2 separate regions of the Homo sapiens genome follow, and region 2 is linked to region 1. The links are chromatin loops, found by intact Hi-C in ENCODE. Cell type or tissue: dorsolateral prefrontal cortex. All regions are shown on one strand. Links, peaks and the distances in the headings refer to the core of each region. The heading gives the core; the rest is flanking DNA. Region 1 overlaps LINC00907 (long intergenic non-protein coding RNA 907). Region 2 overlaps LINC00907 (long intergenic non-protein coding RNA 907).

Region 1 (4,404 bases), core at 281-4,280:
ATAGGTCATGCCATATGTCCTAGATATGTGGTAGGCTATGCCATCTAGGTTTGTGTAAGTATATCCTGCAATGTTTGCACGACAGTGAAATTGCCTGAGGACATATTTCTCAGAATTTATCCACATTGTTAAGTAACACATGAGTGTGTGTATGTGTGTGTGTGTATATTACATTTCTTTATCCATTTATTTGTTGTTTAACACAGATTGATTCCATATCTTGGTTATTTTAAATAACATTTCAATGAACATAGGAATGCATATATATTTTTGAGATACTGATTGTATTTCCTTTAGATATATATCCAGAAGTGGAATTGTTGGATCATATGAGATGTCTATTTTAAATCTTTTTGTGAACCTCCATACCGTTTTCCAAAATGACTGTATCAATTTACATCTCCACCAACAGCATACAAGGGTTTCCTTTTTTAACACATCCTTGTCAACACTTACCTTCTGTATTTTTGATGATAGTCATTTTAATGACTGGAAGGTAACATTGTGGTTTTGATTTACATTTCCATGATGACTAGTAATGTCAACTTCTAAAAAATATGCCTGGTAGCTATTTGTACGTCTTCTTTTGAGAAATGTCTATGCAGGTTCCTTTGTTTATTTTTAAACTGGGTTATTGTCATTATTTTTTTGCTATTGAGTTGAGTTTTTACATATTTTTGGATATTACCTCCTCATCAGATGTATAAATAGTCAATATTTTTTCACATTTTGCAGGTTTTTTCCCATTTTGCAGGAAACAACTCTGCTGGTTGTTTCCTTTGCTGTACAGAAAGAAGCTTTTAAATTTGGTACAATCTCATTTGTCTATTTTTGCTTTTGCTGCCTGTACTTTGGGGGCCATATCAAAAAAATTGTTGCCCAGAGCAATCTCAAGAAACTTTTTTCACTTTGTTTTCTTCTAAAAGGCAGCGATTTTTAATGAAATTCCTTATATTCTTCTCAGGGAGAAAAATGAGACTCTAAAGCGCAGTTTCTCAGTGTGTGGCCCACAGGTCCCATACATCAGTTCTATATGACTATTGAAAATTCAGATTCCTGAATACTACTCCCATAAACTGAACTAGAATTTCTGTGGAGTACATGGTGAAGGGGAGTGGGAATGAAGCCTGGGAAACTGTATTATTCATTAAAAATCCATGTAGTTAGACTTTTGATCCAGTGCTTTGAGAGAATGAATTTTAACAAAAACTCAAGCAATTAAAATGACCAAATAAAACTAAGCTACTTGAGACCAATGAGAGAAAATTGGAGGCTCCCTCCTTAGCTGAAGTGGAAAAGAAGAGATCAGGAGACAGAGCAGGAAGAAGGGGGCAAATGTATCTTGCAAAATGGCAAGAGGCTTTGGCCTCTCTGGAGACACATAATCAGCCAGGAACCTCTGACGGGGGGACTGGCAGAACATTTAAGCACAGGAGCATTTTCTCAGCAAGTTCAAGGTGGTTGTGTTGCTGAAATAGTGAATATTCCCCACCTAGTATTTTCTACCTCCATTTATTCAATAACAGTCATCACAGTTTTAGATGCTTTCATTATGTTTTTTTTTAAATTGTTTTTGGTTTCGATAGTGTATGTGTTTGTGAGCAAGACCTGGCTTGGTGATTCACAGGTGGGTCAGTGCTGTGGGGAACAGAGAAAGCAGGCTTGGAAGGATACACTCGAAGGCAAAAGACATCCTGAGACTCTGAACCTCGACAGAACTAGCAGAAGTCTAAAGGACAGCTTTGCATGTCCACACAGGGTGTATTAGTGTTTGTTTATAGTCAATATCATCTCAAGGACTTGGGAGGTCTGGAGGGCAACTAGGTCACATAATTAAACCATTGCCAGTAGCCATCTTCTGTTTGGTTTGTGTGGTGCCAGCCAAGGCCTCCAGACACAGTCAGTGGATACTGTTAACTGCTACTTCTTCTACAGATGGTGATATGGTTTGGCTCTGTGTCACCACCAAATCTCCTCTTGAATTGTAATCCTCACATGTTGAGGGAGAGACCCGCTGGGAGGTGATTGGATCATGGGGTCAGTTTCCCCCATACTGTTCTCATGATAGTGAGGGAGTTCTCATGAGATCTGATGGCTTAAAAGGGGCAATTTCCCCTGCACTCTCTCTCTCTCTCCTTCTGCCATGTAAGATTTGCCTTGCTTCCCCTTCCCCTTCTGCCATGACTGTAAGTTTCCTGAGGCCTTCCCAGTCATGCAGAACTGTGAGTCAAACCTCTTTTGCTTATAAATCACCCAGTCTCAGGTATTCTTCACAGCAGTGAGAAAACAGTCTAATACAGATGGTGTCTCTTGAATAACCTCCGGCAGCTGAGAGGCAACATGTTTGCAGCCCTGAAGATAAATGTGCCATTGTTCCTTTCCTGCATCCCAGTCATAATGCAGTATTGGCTAGTCCTAAATGTGCCATTGTTCCTTTCCTGCATCCCAGTCACAGTGCATTATTGGCTAGTCCTCTAATCTGACAGTCCCTCCACCCAGCTTTTGAATCAACAACCTCAGCAAAACACAGAGTGGCTCTCTCAGGGATGAGTTTTTTTTAAGCAGTCCAGACATCTTAACTTCCTTCTTTCTGATTCACTAGAGGTGAAAGAGTACAGTACAAAGAGCAAGAAAGGTGAACAACTTTTTTATGCAAGCAGAGAGCAAAGTCACAGGACTGTTGATATTCTTAAAAAATCATGCTAGCATACGGATACTGCAAGAAGGTCTTGCGCCTTATTTACAACAAACATTGGAAGAAATTATTTCTATGTAGGATGTAAATAAGCATGCTATATATTTGGTAATTTGTACAGATAACTTTGTAAAGGGAACTGATTCTTGAGATTAGGCTAGTCCAATCTCCGTTAATGTTAAGAGAAACTGAGCTCCAAAGAAATTAATGACTTTTCTGGACTCATAGATTTGATTGTTGTACAGATGATCAATAAAAAAGAAGCTCAAGTTATTTTTTTTCTCTGTTACAAATCAACTTGCAATGAGTCAACAATAAGCCTAGAGTTAAAACAATATGAACAAAGAAGTCAAGACAGTGAAAACATTTTCTTGATGTAAATACACTTAAATTTATGGCAACTCTATAATGAAAAGATGTTTCAAGCAATTGCCTACATAATTCCAGCCACATAACAAAGGCCTCATTCTTTTGCATTTTAAAATCCTGATTTAATAGATTGTTTCCAATTTGTTTTGCTTGAGCTATATCTACACCATATTTAAAATCTGTTCTATTTTCTTAGCCATTGCCTTAGAAGAGTCTCTAATTTTCTTTTTTTCCCAACCATAGAAATTGCTTCCAGACTGGTCTGCTTGCTCAATCTGTGCTGTAGATTGTTGCCATCTTCTAAATCATTGCCTGATCATGATCTTGCCCTGTTCAAAGCCCTTGATAATTTTATTTTACTGAAATATTCGTATAAAAGAACTATTAAGATTAGTCCAAACTGCTCACAATTTCAGTTTGCTGTCACAGAATCTTTTTTATTTTCTTTTTTTTTTCTGTGACTCTTTACCCTCCATTCCTTTCCAAACTTCTCTCCCAATATTTCATGCATTCTATGCTCCAGGCACAAGAAACTAGGCATCATCCTTGAATATATCAAGAGCTATTCCTTCCGTCTGTGAGACCCTTCTTCTCTTTCTCTGAATGTCTAAATCATTTCCATCCATGATCGCCAAGGTTATATGTAACTTTTCTATTACTTTGAATCCCTTCTGCTTAAATTATTTGTCCTGCATGAGTTTGCACTGCATATTTTGTTTTTCTTTTTGTGGGTGTGGAATGAAACTTACTTACAGGAATCTGATATAAAGTTAGTGTAGGGCATTTTTGTTAAGTGAAATTGCTTTCTTAGAAAAAAAAAATAATTCTCAGACTCCAAATTTGACAAAGGAACATACGTATTCTGTAAGGAACTGGTGTGTTAATGTTAAAAGAATACTTTTACTTCTAGAACCCCAGAATTCTGATGCTGGGGTTTAAGCACTGACTTTAACACCTATCAGCTTTGTGAAAATAGTCAAGTTCTTTGTAATTTTTGCCTCTGTTTTCTCATCTAAAAAATACTAATTTCATCAGGTTTCTAGAAATATTAAATGTGTTGTAACATGTAACTCATTTATAATAGTATCTAACAATAAGTGCCCCAAAATATTATCTATTCTTATAATAATGGAGAGTAAGCCAAACACATGAACAAAGGTTTTGTTCTAATAGCGACCTATTTCTTGTTTCTTTCAAATATGTTTTAACCTTTAAAAATATTTTTATTCATGAGCTGAAATTAGTAATCTTGTCTTTTATCTCCTTAAGCATAGAATAAATATTATTCTAAAATCTGTACTTAAAAATTCCAATTAACTAGAGTCTTGTAGGTCTAATTC
Region 2 (4,404 bases), core at 141-4,140, 50 kb after region 1:
CCTCCACCCTCAAGTAGACCCCAGTGTCTATTGTTCCCCTTTTTTATCCATGTGTATTCAGTGTTTAGCTCCCACTTACAAGTGAGAACGCGTGGTATGTGGTTTTCTGTTCCTGAGTTAACTTTCCTAGGTTAATGGCCTCCAGCTGCATCCATGTTGCTGCTCCAGACATAATTTTATTCTTTTTTATGATTGTGTAGTATTTCATGGTGTGTATGTTTCACATTTCTTCATTCATTCCACCATTGATGGGCAACTAGGTTGATTCCACATCTTTGTTATTGTGAATAGTGCCGTGATGAACGTATGAGTGCATGTGTCTTTAGTATAGAATGATTTATATTCCTCTGGGTATACACCCAGTAATGGAATTGCTGAGTTGAATGATAGTTCTGTTTTAAATTCTCTGAGAAATCTCTAAACTACTTGCCACAGTGGCTAAACTAATTTACATTCCCACTAACAATGTAGAAGCATTCCTTTTTCTCTACAATCTTGCAAATATCTGTTATTTTCTGACTTTTTAATAATAGCCATTCTGACTGGTATGAGGTGGTATCTCATTGTGATTTTGATATACATTTCTCTACTGATTAGTGATGTTGAGAATTTTTCATATGCTTCTTAGCCACATGTACGTCTTCTTTTGAGAAGTTTATGTCCATCACCTATTCTTTAAATGGGGTTGGTTATTACTTGTTGATTTGTTTAAGTTCCTTATAGATTCTGGATATTAGACCTTTGTCAGATTCATAGTTTGCAAATATTTTTATGCTCATGGATGAGAAAAATCAATATTGTTAAAATGGCCATACTGCTCAAAGCAATTTACAGATTCAATGCCATATCTGTCAAACTACAAATGTCATTTTTCACAGAGCTAGAAAAACTATTTTAAAAGTCATGTGGAACCAAAAAAAGAGCCTGAATAACTAAAGCAATCCTAAGCAAAAAGAACAATGCTGGAGACATCACACTACCCGACTTCAAACTATATGACTAGGCTACAGTAATGGAAACAGCATAGTACTGGTACAAAAAGAGGCACATAGACCAATGAAACAGAGTAGAGAGCTCAGAAAGAACGTGACACATCTACAACCATCTGATGTTTCACAAAGTCAGCAAAAGTACACTATGGGAAAAGGACGCCTTATTCAATAAATGGTGCTTGGATAACTAGCTAGTAATATGCAGAAAATTGAAACTGGACTCCTTCTTTCCCAATATACAAAAACCAACTCAAGATAAATTAAAAACTTAAATGTAAGACTTAAAACTATAAAAACCCTAGAACAAAATCTAGGACATACCATTCTGCACATAGCCCTTGGCAAAGATTTCATGACAATGTCTCCAAAAGCAATTGCAACAAAAACAAGAATTGACAAATAGGACCTAATTAAACTAAAGAGCTCCTGCACACAAAAGAAACTATCAACAAAGTAAACAGACAGTCTACTGAATGGGCAAAAATATTTGGTTTTAGAAAGGATGAAACCAAATTGTTACTCTCAGGTGACTGATTATATACATAGAGAACACCAAATAATTTGGATATAAGACACCTCATTCTCTCAAAAAACAACATTTTTATATGTCAGAAAACAAAAGAATGTAGGGGAAATATTACTCTTAGCATAGAGAAAATAGCAATAAAAAATTGCAAGTGACAAGGAGAGCATAGTGCTTATGGTCATTATTGTAAAGGTATGAGTTCCCACCTGGAATATGATAGCAAGATAAGGGGACGGGCCTCAGCAGGCAGTGCAAACTGATCTCACTGCAGCTTAATACATAATGAGTGTCTTCACACCTCATTGATCTCATCTGAGGTCTGGTTGAAACAGTAAATTGTTCATTTTCATTGCTGACTAGAATTCCACTGGATGAATATGCATTGATGGAAGAATGGACAATAGGCTGTTTTGTTTTTGTGTTAACTCGGTTAATAGTTAGGATTGTGAGGACACAGGTAGGTGTATAATGCCCAAAATTTGAATCTGTCTCATCTCCTCTATTGCACAGAATACATAGCCTAGGTTGAATGATTTGTTTCTGGGTCTCCGTGGCTGCATCTCTTCAACTGAAGTCATGAAATCATGAATCACAGATTCTGAAATGTTGTTTAGAGACTTAGTTAATCAATTGGGGTAATACTTCAATCCATTTGTGTATCAACATACCTAGAAATTCCTACTTATCTACCTTAAAGACTATACATTTGAACTTATATTTGAACTAGTTAAAAGCATGAGTTCAGGTAAAAAGTCACATAATTACCAGTCTGGTTTTGCTCTAAGGCAAAATTTTGTTTCCCTGCCTTTGAAAAATTGCAGTGCCAGGGAAGTGCTAAGTTGTATTATTATGTCAGAAACATATTTGGGACTGGTGTATAAATTGTGATAATCCCAGAGTCTTTCAAGGAACTGAAGGGAATGAATAGATCTATTTTTTAATTGGTTTGGACAGCTGTCTACACAGCTGCATCCTGGCTATTTATCTTTGCCCAGTCACATGGTCCAGGACATCTGTCTGTGCTACTTTCCACCCATGAGAAAACTAATGAGGTCATCAGATACGCACTTTAGCCAGAGCTGGAAAGGATCAGCTAACACTGGGATGACTGCTGGCCTGGCTTTTCATGACATGGTAGGCACATGTTTTGTAAAATATCTCATTATTTTTAGAGTGGCAATTCCAGAACCTGTGACACAGGACACATCTTTTGTTTGGGGTGAGCACAACATTTGTTTCTCAGTTAATCTCAGATGCTGGCTAATGCCATGTGAAAAGCTAAATGTTGACAATAAAGCTACAGGCTCTCCCTCTACTCCTGTTACCTCTACTACTGGCCTTTCTCCCTAAGCCTTTCCTGTCCAAATCCTGTTCATTTTTAAATAACCAGTCAAAATGTAATCTCCATTGTTAAGCCTTATTCTCTCTCGAAGTTCACATTCTCTTCCTGCAGAGTTTCCATTGAGCTTTGTTTTTATCTTGATTGGTATTTGTGTTCTCCATGTCTACTTTTCTTATAAAAACAACTGAGATAATGCCATATTTATCTTTGTGTTTGGTATGTTACAGTACTGATGAGTAACAAGGTCTTGATCTTTGTTGAATTATTTTATATTTCTAGATGAGTTATGGGGAATCCACTAAAATTATTAAGGAGGTCTTTTTGTGAATATCCTGAATAAAAAGATAATTAGTGTTAGAGTATCCTTGGGCAGAAGTACACTAAATATTACTGTCTACAAAATAATTGTATAATTATTGTAAACCTAACAAGTGAATATAATCCTACTTTATTAACAACAGGGATAAATTGCAGACTTAGACCAGGAAATAGGCTGAAAAGGCAAAACTCCAAAGAATATTAATGCAGAATTACATATTCCTGGAGACAAGTTGCAATCCAAGCAGTGTTGCAAGGGCAAGATGTTATTGAAAGGTTTCCTGTAGGTGTGTTTCTCTATTCATTTGTGAGTTTATTTGGAAAAAAACTATTCTAATGGATCTTTTGGATCTGCACTGGTTCTCTGGAATGGAGTTGGTCTAGAAAATGAGAGACTAATATGCGTTTCATAATTCTATAAAAAGCTGTCATCACTGTAGCAGGGTGACAGGTCAGTGGACTCAGCTGTAGCATAACCTTGGAGTGGGCTAAAGAAAGTATAGTGAAGTAAGGGAGATTTACCACCTTACTGGAACTAAAAGAGGTTTGAGGACCTATATTCAGAGTGGAGGAAGAGATGGTCAAACATACTTCCATCTATCAAGGATAAATTACTCCCCCATCCCAACCTCTCATACATGCATAAAATATCAAATTATGTGGTGTTGAGCAGGAAGATAAGCAAGGAAAAGTCCAGGAGGAAACCTTTGGTAGGGAAAACCATGGCGAATAGACTTGGGAACTATATACACAGATGCCCAATTGGTTTCTTTTTCTTGCATTGTATTTCCCTTATTCCACCCTCAAAGCTTTAGAAAGTATTGCTAAAATTTCAGTCTTATGTTTGCTGTTTTGGGTAAAATAAAAAGTGGAGTATGTGGTTAAGTTTTCAGTCTGTTGTTTCCTGATCTGAGTAGATTAAAGGGAGGAGCTTAGAGTGAGGGGACAGGGGAGAGTCACAGCAATGTGGAGAAGGAAGGCAAGAGTGAGCCAACAAGGGAGGCCAAGCAGAGACACCAGAGACAGATAACCACACAAAAACTCTGTTATTTAGTAGGAGTTCTATCCTGCGGTAACTGGACATACAGTGGCGGGCAATGATAGTGACTGGATGTTAAAGGTAGAATAATCTGAAGGCTGGAGATGAACTCTGGGAACACTGAGTTCATTCACTTCTTTTCTCTTAAATAGCCAGGTCATAAGTAGGAAACATAAGACTAGCCAAG

Evidence for each region. Hi-C counts contacts between places; a loop is a spot of excess contacts. Peaks named below come from ENCODE experiments on the same cell type or tissue, not always from the same donor. Only the 100,000 strongest peaks of a DNase experiment are listed, where the experiment ranks them.
Region 2: it touches region 1 in a loop (8-fold over the local background); 1 of 110 quality-filtered maps calls a loop at or near these places.

The regions. Positions count from the first base shown.
Region 1 is chr18:42,562,550-42,566,953 of GRCh38, forward strand. The region is part of intron 6 of LINC00907 (long intergenic non-protein coding RNA 907); the gene reads left to right. Among named protein-coding and RNA genes, the nearest start is that of LINC00907, 380 kb to the left of the region's middle. In dorsolateral prefrontal cortex, for the core only: no CTCF peak of the experiment used is centred there; no DNase peak of the experiment used is centred there.
Region 2 is chr18:42,612,258-42,616,661 of GRCh38, forward strand. The region is part of intron 7 of LINC00907 (long intergenic non-protein coding RNA 907); the gene reads left to right. Among named protein-coding and RNA genes, the nearest start is that of LINC00907, 430 kb to the left of the region's middle. In dorsolateral prefrontal cortex, for the core only: a CTCF peak has its summit at 2,543; a DNase peak (open chromatin) is centred at 2,614; H3K27ac peaks cover 1,081 bases.